Linked DNA regions of Homo sapiens: region 2 is linked to region 1. Evidence: chromatin contacts called from ENCODE Hi-C or POLR2A ChIA-PET data. All regions are on one chromosome and are shown on one strand. Each heading gives the region's core, a stretch centred on a gene start or an enhancer-like site at or near the end of the contact. The rest is flanking DNA. Distances are from core to core; before and after follow the strand shown.

Evidence for each region. A loop is a pair of places that touch in the nucleus more often than their neighbours do. ChIA-PET counts read pairs that join two places held with the same protein, here RNA polymerase II (POLR2A). Pooled maps may share reads with other maps.
Region 2: a map of heart left ventricle shows a loop between it and region 1 (3-fold over the local background). The contact joins two enhancer-like sites. A Hi-C loop is called at or near these places in 3 of 168 maps with a recorded cell type or tissue (A673, Caco-2 and heart left ventricle) and 3 of 50 pooled maps. POLR2A ChIA-PET finds 5 or more read pairs at or near these places in 2 of 52 experiments (GM12878 and Panc1).

The regions. Positions count from the first base shown.
Region 1 is chr4:53,012,629-53,016,870 of GRCh38, forward strand. All of the region lies in intron 5 of SCFD2 (sec1 family domain containing 2), which reads right to left. Among named protein-coding and RNA genes, the nearest start is that of SCFD2-AS1, 87 kb to the left of the region's middle. Within about 2 kb of position 1,988, at least 5 of the 41 ENCODE cell types and tissues checked have a DNase peak (open chromatin) inside an H3K27ac peak, as active enhancers do.
Region 2 is chr4:53,319,151-53,323,392 of GRCh38, forward strand. All of the region lies in intron 2 of SCFD2 (sec1 family domain containing 2), which reads right to left. Among named protein-coding and RNA genes, the nearest start is that of SCFD2, 45 kb to the right of the region's middle. Within about 2 kb of position 2,166, at least 5 of the 41 ENCODE cell types and tissues checked have a DNase peak (open chromatin) inside an H3K27ac peak, as active enhancers do.

The DNA of each region.
Region 1 (4,242 bases), core at 738-3,237:
CTTTCTCTACCCCATTTCATTTTCTTAGCATTTCAGGAGAGATGAACCAGTGCTTTTCTGGTACTGCTCATCAGCATGTTCTAGCCAGTCGGCAAAAAAGGCATCTGCATTTATGGAGTTAATTGACATCTTATTAATTTTGCTCAGATTCTTTCTTTTACCTCCCTCTCCCTCTCCCCTCCTTTCTGTGTGTGTGTGTGTGTGTGTGTTTTTTTTTAAGAGAGAGAAAGCTAATGAAAACCATGTTTATATGCTCAAAGGCACAGAGGAAATTCATTACTCTGAGGAATAGCACACTCCACAAGTGAAATGAAAGTAATCTTATTTATGACAGGAAGGGGCCCTAGCTAGACTGAACTCCACCACACTTCCACTGTTACATAGAAAAGGAGCTGCAGAGCTCCTGCACCAACTCCAAATGGCGGCCTCACTGACAACAAACACATTTGCACTCTGTGTTTGAAAACTGTTAGAAGCTCCAGAAAAACAGCCATCTAATAGAGACAAGGAAACAAAATCTGCTTAGAATAGGCCATTCTTCCTTTACACCTACAGTACTTTCCCAGGACTCCTTGTGACTAAATGTTACAAAGATATCTCATCAAATCATTAGCTGATGACATTTATCAAGTACTGGTAAATACAGCTATGTTAGTTTCATAGCCTTAATTCCCTTATTAGAAGAGTTTTTCACTGTAAATTCATGGGCCCTTTCCTGTGTAAATAAATAATGGAAGAACTTAAATAATTCCTTTCACTATAAATGTCACCTTGTACCCTTGCAGACAATTCTCCCTTTCCTTCTTGAAAATTCCTTCAACTGTGAGAATATTTCCTTTTTTATTACTTGGGATTTTGCCATGTGGCTTTTTTTCCTCATTCATTCAATTAGTCAACGAAAATCATTTAGCTGTTATGTTCTAGAGGTTGGTGGGGAGATAGTCTCTACAATTTCTGTCAAAACTACTCATGAGTACTCTTCAAAATCTTAATATTATGTGAAATGTTGGCAGTAATAAGGTAGTTTTATAACATTTATTATATGGCTTCTGAGAATAACTTTTGCTGGAACGTCCTCTGAGATCATTAGGCCCATCTCCTCATTTATAGATGAGAAATCAGGCTCAAGGGCAGATCCCAGACTGTATATCTCCTTATTAAAAAATAGTTTTTTAAATTCCAAGAAGCTTCACATGTTTACCACTGAAGGAAAGGTATTATTGCTTGGATTCCGTGCAGGGGAGGGATTTTATAGTCCTCCCATCTTATGAAAAGGCTTCAGTATAAAATAAAAAGGGTCAACTAAAAAATATCTGGTATTTTGAAGTCCCATACAGAGATGCTATATGAGAGAGCAACTTGGAATTAAATTAACTAATTTGAGTTAACTCATCTTTATTAAGCCTGAGGTGCTGAGCATGTGTTGGGTCCCGGAGAAAAACAGACATACACCCTTTGCCATGTGCAGGGGATGCAGGGAGGTAAATGGGTGGACCTGTTTACATTATGGTATGGTAGGCGCTATGATGTGGAAGTGCAGAGTGCTATGAGACAGAGGAGGCTTCCTCCAGGGTGAAAGGAGTTGGTATGGAGATGGAGTGGCAGTGATTGTTCCAGGCAAAAGAAACAACTTGTATAAAAGCCTGGAAAAGAAAGTTTCAGAGTTTTTGTGAAAACAGTGTTAGTTACGCACTGAAGGGGAGGTTAGAAAGGGATTATAGTCAGAGTCTCTGATTTTCACTGGCCACACCTAAAATCCATGTGTTCCTTACTTGCCTTGTCCAAGTTGACATTTTTAAGTGTGGTATGTAACATTTATTTGTACAGTTATTCTTCCCTGTCATCCAAGACACTATTCTTAGTTTTCCTTTGCAATACACAAAGGTGATTCACTCACCTTGAGAAGGCCCTGAATTCAGCTTATTCAGCATTTATCAAGAACCTCATAGGCACAACCCTCTCCAAGTGCTGCCTCAGCCCTCTGTGTTTATAGTCCTTGTTATAGCACAGATCACATGATATTAGGGCTCCTTGGGCTCCCCCGTGAGCTCCAGGAAGGACTGTCTTAGCCACCTCCAGAACTCCAGCACAATGCCAAGCATATAACAGGAGATAAATGCTTCTTGAATAAATACACGAGCTTGGTGGGATATACCTCAATTCTTAAAACATACTTAAATGCACCTTTTGAAAAAAACAGTGTCCTACATAGCTTGCTTTGGTACAGACGGTAAGGGGACAACCAAAAAATGGTTAGAGAATCTCTATTTTGTGAAAAACGCATTAACTCAGCATTCCCTGTTATAAGGGTACATAGAAATATTTTTGAATTTATAATATCCACTAGAACGTTTTACTGGTGTAGTACTTAGTAGCAGTTGTTTTGAATAAAAACTAGACATTACAAGGTAATGATTTAGCAAAACAAACCAAAAGTCAGTGAGTCAGGAGGAGAAAAGGCACTGTGTTAAAATGACCAGCTGTATTACAGGGTCTGCTATTTGCTACATCAGTTTCTCATTAAGCAAAGCTCACTATATTTAAGGTAATTTTAACAGAGTAAATACAAAAAAACACAGTAATAAAGACTAACCATATACTTGGATGGTCAGGACACAGGCCAGGATTATGGATTTTATTCTTCTGATCCACCACAGTTGGTCCTAAAACACCTGTCATTCATCTAGTGTTACTGGGGACCTGCTATTTGCCAGGCACTGTGCTGTGCATTGAGAATACAAAGGTAAGACAGCAGCTCTGCCCTGAAGAATTTTTAGTAAGGAGTACAGGAAAATATGCAAAAAAACAAAAACAAAACCCAAAAAACAAAACGAACCTTTGGAAGAAGCAGCAGGAGAATCAGGGCAAGCTTCCCAGGAGAAGCAAAATCTCTCAAACGCACGTTGTCAGTCATCAGGCGGTTCAGATAAGACTTTGAAAACTTATCAGCACACGTCTTCCATCACTATTAGAAAAATAACTTGAGTGTACCCAACCCCAGTTTATCTTCCAAGTTGGTAACACATATCTATGTGTTCCTGGAAGCTTTGACCATATGGCATGGTCAAATAATATATTTATTAAAATATATTCTACCTTTAAAACTGATTAAGTTTGGGGAGAAGAGAAATAGCAAATTGATAAACGGTCTTCTGTAGTAACATGTTTGAGCCACAACGAGGCGCTCTGGATTCAAGAATGAGTGGGCTTCTCTTATTGTACAGTCTCTTCTCTATGAGGGGCTTTCAAAGAACAAAATGCATTTATCTAACATCAGGAAGGCCAGCAGCTCTTGTAGGAAGGCAGATGTTTGTCCTGTACAAAGTACAGATGTTTTTGACTGAAGTTCCAAAATAAATCTTATTTGTGGAAGAAGAATTAAACGAAGGCAGAAACTGCTTCTTAACAGAGGGGCTTCTAACATCTAAAATAACCATTTTCCTACACGGTCACCTGGGGTGGAGGAATAAATAAAACAAACAAGCACATAAAATTAAAATATTAACCACCAACAACAAATGATAAAAACCCTCACAAAATAAAACAAAGCTCTCAGAATAATGAGAACATTTTTGAAAGGACACGCTGCTGGAAGCAGCTCTGATAATATTCCCCTTGGTGTTGGTTTTGGAGATCCTATCCAAGGAGGAATCTTCTTTAACCTTCATGATGAACTAGCCAGTAATCTCATGTTTGTAATATTACAATCAGTAGCCATGGAAATAAAACTGATGTCACAAATTTTGCTTTTTGATTAACACTCCTGGATTGTACAGGAGCAGAAAGCAAGCAAGTCACATCTGACCTGTGCTATTTCGTTTTTAGTAGATTAAGAAAAATTAGACCAACGGTATACTGTTATAATATGAATCTTTAAAAAATCTTCAAAATCTTTATGCAGATTTTCAAAACTCCAATGCTTCAAGATTCTTCTTTAGCTAGAACTCCTGAGCTCTTTAGTCATGAGTATTCGAAATATTCTTTGTACTAGACAAAATAAATGACTCGTGCTACAGATGAGTAAGAGGCTCTAATTAGAAGACAGGTGAAAGAAAATTTATACTTCTCACTGTTTAGAACATTTAGTTTTAACTGAGCTTGTAGGGATTTTTTTAAAAACTGCTTAGAGATCTTGAAGAAATATGAATCTTTCAAGATTTCCCAAGTATTTCAGGACATTTAAAAATGATCAAGATCTGGCCAGGTGCGGTGGCTTATACCTGTAATCCCAGCACTTTGGGA
Region 2 (4,242 bases), core at 916-3,415, 310 kb after region 1:
TGGGTCCCACAAAGGACAGGATGGAATGGAGTGAAGAGTAAAGTAGATCCACATTAATTCCGGAAGCAGGTAAAGCTCTAAGAACTCTGCACACTTTTGTTTTAAGCAATATCATACTATTCCCCTTGTGGGTCAAAATTAGCCATTGACAGTCACTTGGCTACACAATGCTAATTTTCCACTTTTATTCAGCCTTTTTCCTTAAATGTTTCCCTCCAAGAAGACTTTGATGAATTTTTAATCATTCTACATATATATCATTCATATAACTGAAAAAGCAAAAACCTAGTCTAAATTGCCTTACAGGTATTATTTCCAATCTAGCTCTAACTCTATGTACAACATGTCCTTGGGAAAGAAAGAAGGGGAAATAGCCTCTACTTTTTTTCTTTTTTTTTTTTAGAAGGAGTCTCGCTCTGTCACCCAGGCTCAAGTGCAGTGGCATGATCTCAGCTCACTGCAGCCTCCACCTTCGGGTTCCAGTGATTCTCCTGCCTCAGCCTCCTGGATAGCTGGGATTACAGGCATGCGCCATCTCGTCTGGTTAATTTTTGTATTTTTAGTAGAGACGGGGTTTCACCATGTTGGCCAGGCTGGTCTCAAACTCCTGACCTCAGGTGATCCACCCAACTTGGCCTCCCAAAGTGCTGGGATTACAGGCATGAGCCACTAGGCCCACCCGTCTCTACTTATTTTTAACACTGATAAAATTGAGACAAAATGAAACGAGTTGCCTAACATCTCATTATATTACAAAAATTAAAAAGGAGGATTACAGCTCAGGTCCACCACTGGAAGTGCCAATGGGCTGCTTCTGTAACTTGGTTAGTCTTTTTGGTGCTTTATATCCCCTTACAGTTATTACTAATGTTATAATTTTCACTTATTGAAAACTATGTCATAGGCAGCATGACTATATTATCTCATTTAATAACAACAACCTTTCAGGATAAGTATCATTGGACCCCATTTCATAAGTGAAAAAACTGATTCTAAATGAGATAAAACAGTTTACCCAAATTACATGCCCAGTAAATTAGGGTTTGAACTCAGGTTGCTGTGAACTCCAAAATCCATCTGTTTACCATAATTCTACACTGTTCTGTAAAATAAAAGGCTTGAACTAAAATGCCAATTTCTGAGATTCCTTGGGTCCCCAACAAGCTATATTTATAAGGTTTCCAGGCAGGGTGTGGTGGCTCACGCCTGTAATCCCAGCACTTTGGGAGGCCAAGGCAGGCGGATCACCTGAAGTCAGGAGTTGGAGACCAGCCTGGTCAATATGGTGAAACCCCATCTCTACTAAAAATACAAAAATTAGCTGGGCATGGTGGTGCACGCCGGCAATCCCAGCTACTCAGGAGGCTGAGGTAGGAAAATCACTTAAACCTGGGAGGTGGAAGTTGCAGTGAGTTGAGATTGCACCACTGCACTCCAGCCTGGGAGAGAAGAGTAAAACCCTGTCTCAAAAAATCAATAAAAAATAAAAATAAGGTTTCCATTATGCCATGGTCCTCAAACTTCACATGCACAAATTTGATTAACTTTCCAAAGGTCAGCAAAAGATAAGTGAATATCCCATGCTGCTATTTCTTTTATTAAACCTCTTTTTCTTTTTCACAAGTCCAGTGACAGCAATAAAAAGAATTAACAACAACAAAAAAATTACCAACAGCTTGTGGAATATAAATTAAACAATTTCTTCCCTTTTTTCTGTTTTTAATATCATGGTTTCAAAAGACATAAACTGAATTCATTGTAGCTACCAGAATACAATTTAATTTGTTAAAATAGATTCCTTGAAATATACAACATGAAAGTAGAATATTTATTCTATGAAATATAAGTAGTTTCTATATTGTCAGTAACTATTTAAAATGCCAATACATACTAATTGTCATTTTTTGATAAATTATTCTGAATTCTTAAAAATCAAACTGTTTTTACAAATTGTCATGTTTGAAGAAGACCAATGACATACACATAATAATAACCTGCTACAAATAGCTCTTTAAGGTCTTTCAAGAAACTTCTGTACATGAAAATATGGTCATTTCAGTTCATTCCTGGCTCTTTATTCACCAGAATTACTCAACTCTGAATGAAATCTTAGAAGCTGCCTTGGGTTGGCATGTATGAAATGTCAAATGCAGTCTGCTAGAAACTAACAGGAAATATTCATCACCAAATAAAATAGAAAGAAGACAGCAAAATTTTTAAAAGGTGGCTGAATGTTGAATCATGGTGATACTTCAATCAAGTAGAAGGCATGCAATTAAGAGATGAGGGTGAAATGTGAACGCGTACCATTATCTTGTGACTAAACTTAGTTTCTTCGTGGCATGCACAGGAAGTTAAGCTTAATCACAGGATATGCAATAATAGTCACAGTATTCCAACAGAAATCCAATGACAACAAAAAACCCAAACAATTTCAACTAATTTTAAACAGAAGGCAAGCTGAGTCATAGTTTTTCACAGCAGGGAATAATGGCTTCCATGAGGGGTGAGCTTAATGAGCTCTGAAGGTAGGTTTTCTAATTAAATTATTCACAGAGGCTTCAATAGTCATCTTTCCTCTTGACTACCTTTTAAAACAATTACATCTTTAACAAATGTACCAATTAATCTTCATCTCAATAGAAGCAAAAGCAGCTAAGTGCAAGATATGTGACAGAGTCCCTTGGTACTGGAAAGCAGCCCTTTGTTCATTCTTTCTTTCAAAATATAAGCACTTTCTGTGAGCTGGGCATGGATGCTGGAAACATGGCTGTGAGCATCCTCCCACACCCTGCCTGCATGGAGCTAGCCATCTAGCAGGGAAGGTGAAACTGAGCACACTCCAGCAGGGTGATAAAAACAGAGATTGAGAACTTTGGGAAAGTGCAACACCTAACCTGGGCTTGTCAGAGGCGTTTGAACCAGAGCAACTCCATCTTGAATAAGGACTGGGTAAAATAAGGCTAAGACCTGCTGGACTGCATTCCCAAATGGCTTGGGATTCTAAGTCACAGGATGAGATAGGAGGTTAGCACAAGGTACAGATCATGAAGACCTTACTGCAAGCTGTTTTAGCTTGCAGTAAAGAAGCCGACCAAAACCCACCAAAACCAAGATGGCAATGAAAGTGACCTCTGGTTGTCCTCACTGCTCATTATACACGAATTATAATGCATTAGCATGCTAAAAGACACTCCCACCAGCACCATGACAGTTTACAAATGGCATGGCAACATCAGAAAGTTACCCTATATGGTCTACAAAGGAGAGGCACAAATAATCCACCCTTAAAAAACGGACTAGATAACAACGTATTAACTGTTTAACCATCACATAAAATAGAGAGTATTTGAGTTTCATCTCAGTATAAACATTTTTTATTCCTACTCTCTATCAGCCCATTAATGATTAACACTATAATCAACACAAACGTATTAATAATTTCCTCTTAGAAAACAGTAAAGCATAAGAAAGACTGTTTTTCATATAGATTTCTAATGCATAAATGGATTAACTCAGTATGAGGATTTTAAATCAATAACACAATTAGATTACTTAAAAACCAAACACATATCCCTTCTCTGCCACATTTTTCTGACTCTAAAGGATATACTTTGAGTTCCTATACATTAGTACATGATCCAGTACACAGATCAGCACTTGCTCCACTGGGGAACTCTAGGCTGGATTGATTACATCTGTGTGTTTTGGCTCAAATTCAAGCCATGGAAAGTTAAGGATTAATTCATGTGTCAAGGAACTCTAGGACAAAGAGTTAGTGACAGTTTTATAGAAGCTCTTAGAAGCAAATGTATCTGCCTGCTTCACCCTTCTGTCACTCACCTCCATGAAGAAGGTTCATTTCAATCAGCATAATCTTATATGCAATGATTATACAGTGACTCCAGTATCTATCACTTTGGTAGGTGACACCATTGTGTCTATATGCACATTTGTATGAAGCTTCAAAGCCTTGGAAAAACTTGATGTGTTGAAAATTATTATAGCTTATTTTCTCTTCATTGGTAAAAACCAATTGATTAAAAACCAGCTTGAGTTTTGGTTCAGCTGAAATAGGAATTTGCATTGCCCCTATTATTAACTATCTTAACTCCCACAGATTTTGTTAAGATGTTTTGTACTATCTCCTTTGATACTCTAGAACTACAGAACAGTGTTGAAGTGTTACAACTCTGAGGAGAGAAGAATATACAGTAGTTCTTTTTTGTTGTTGTTTTTTTG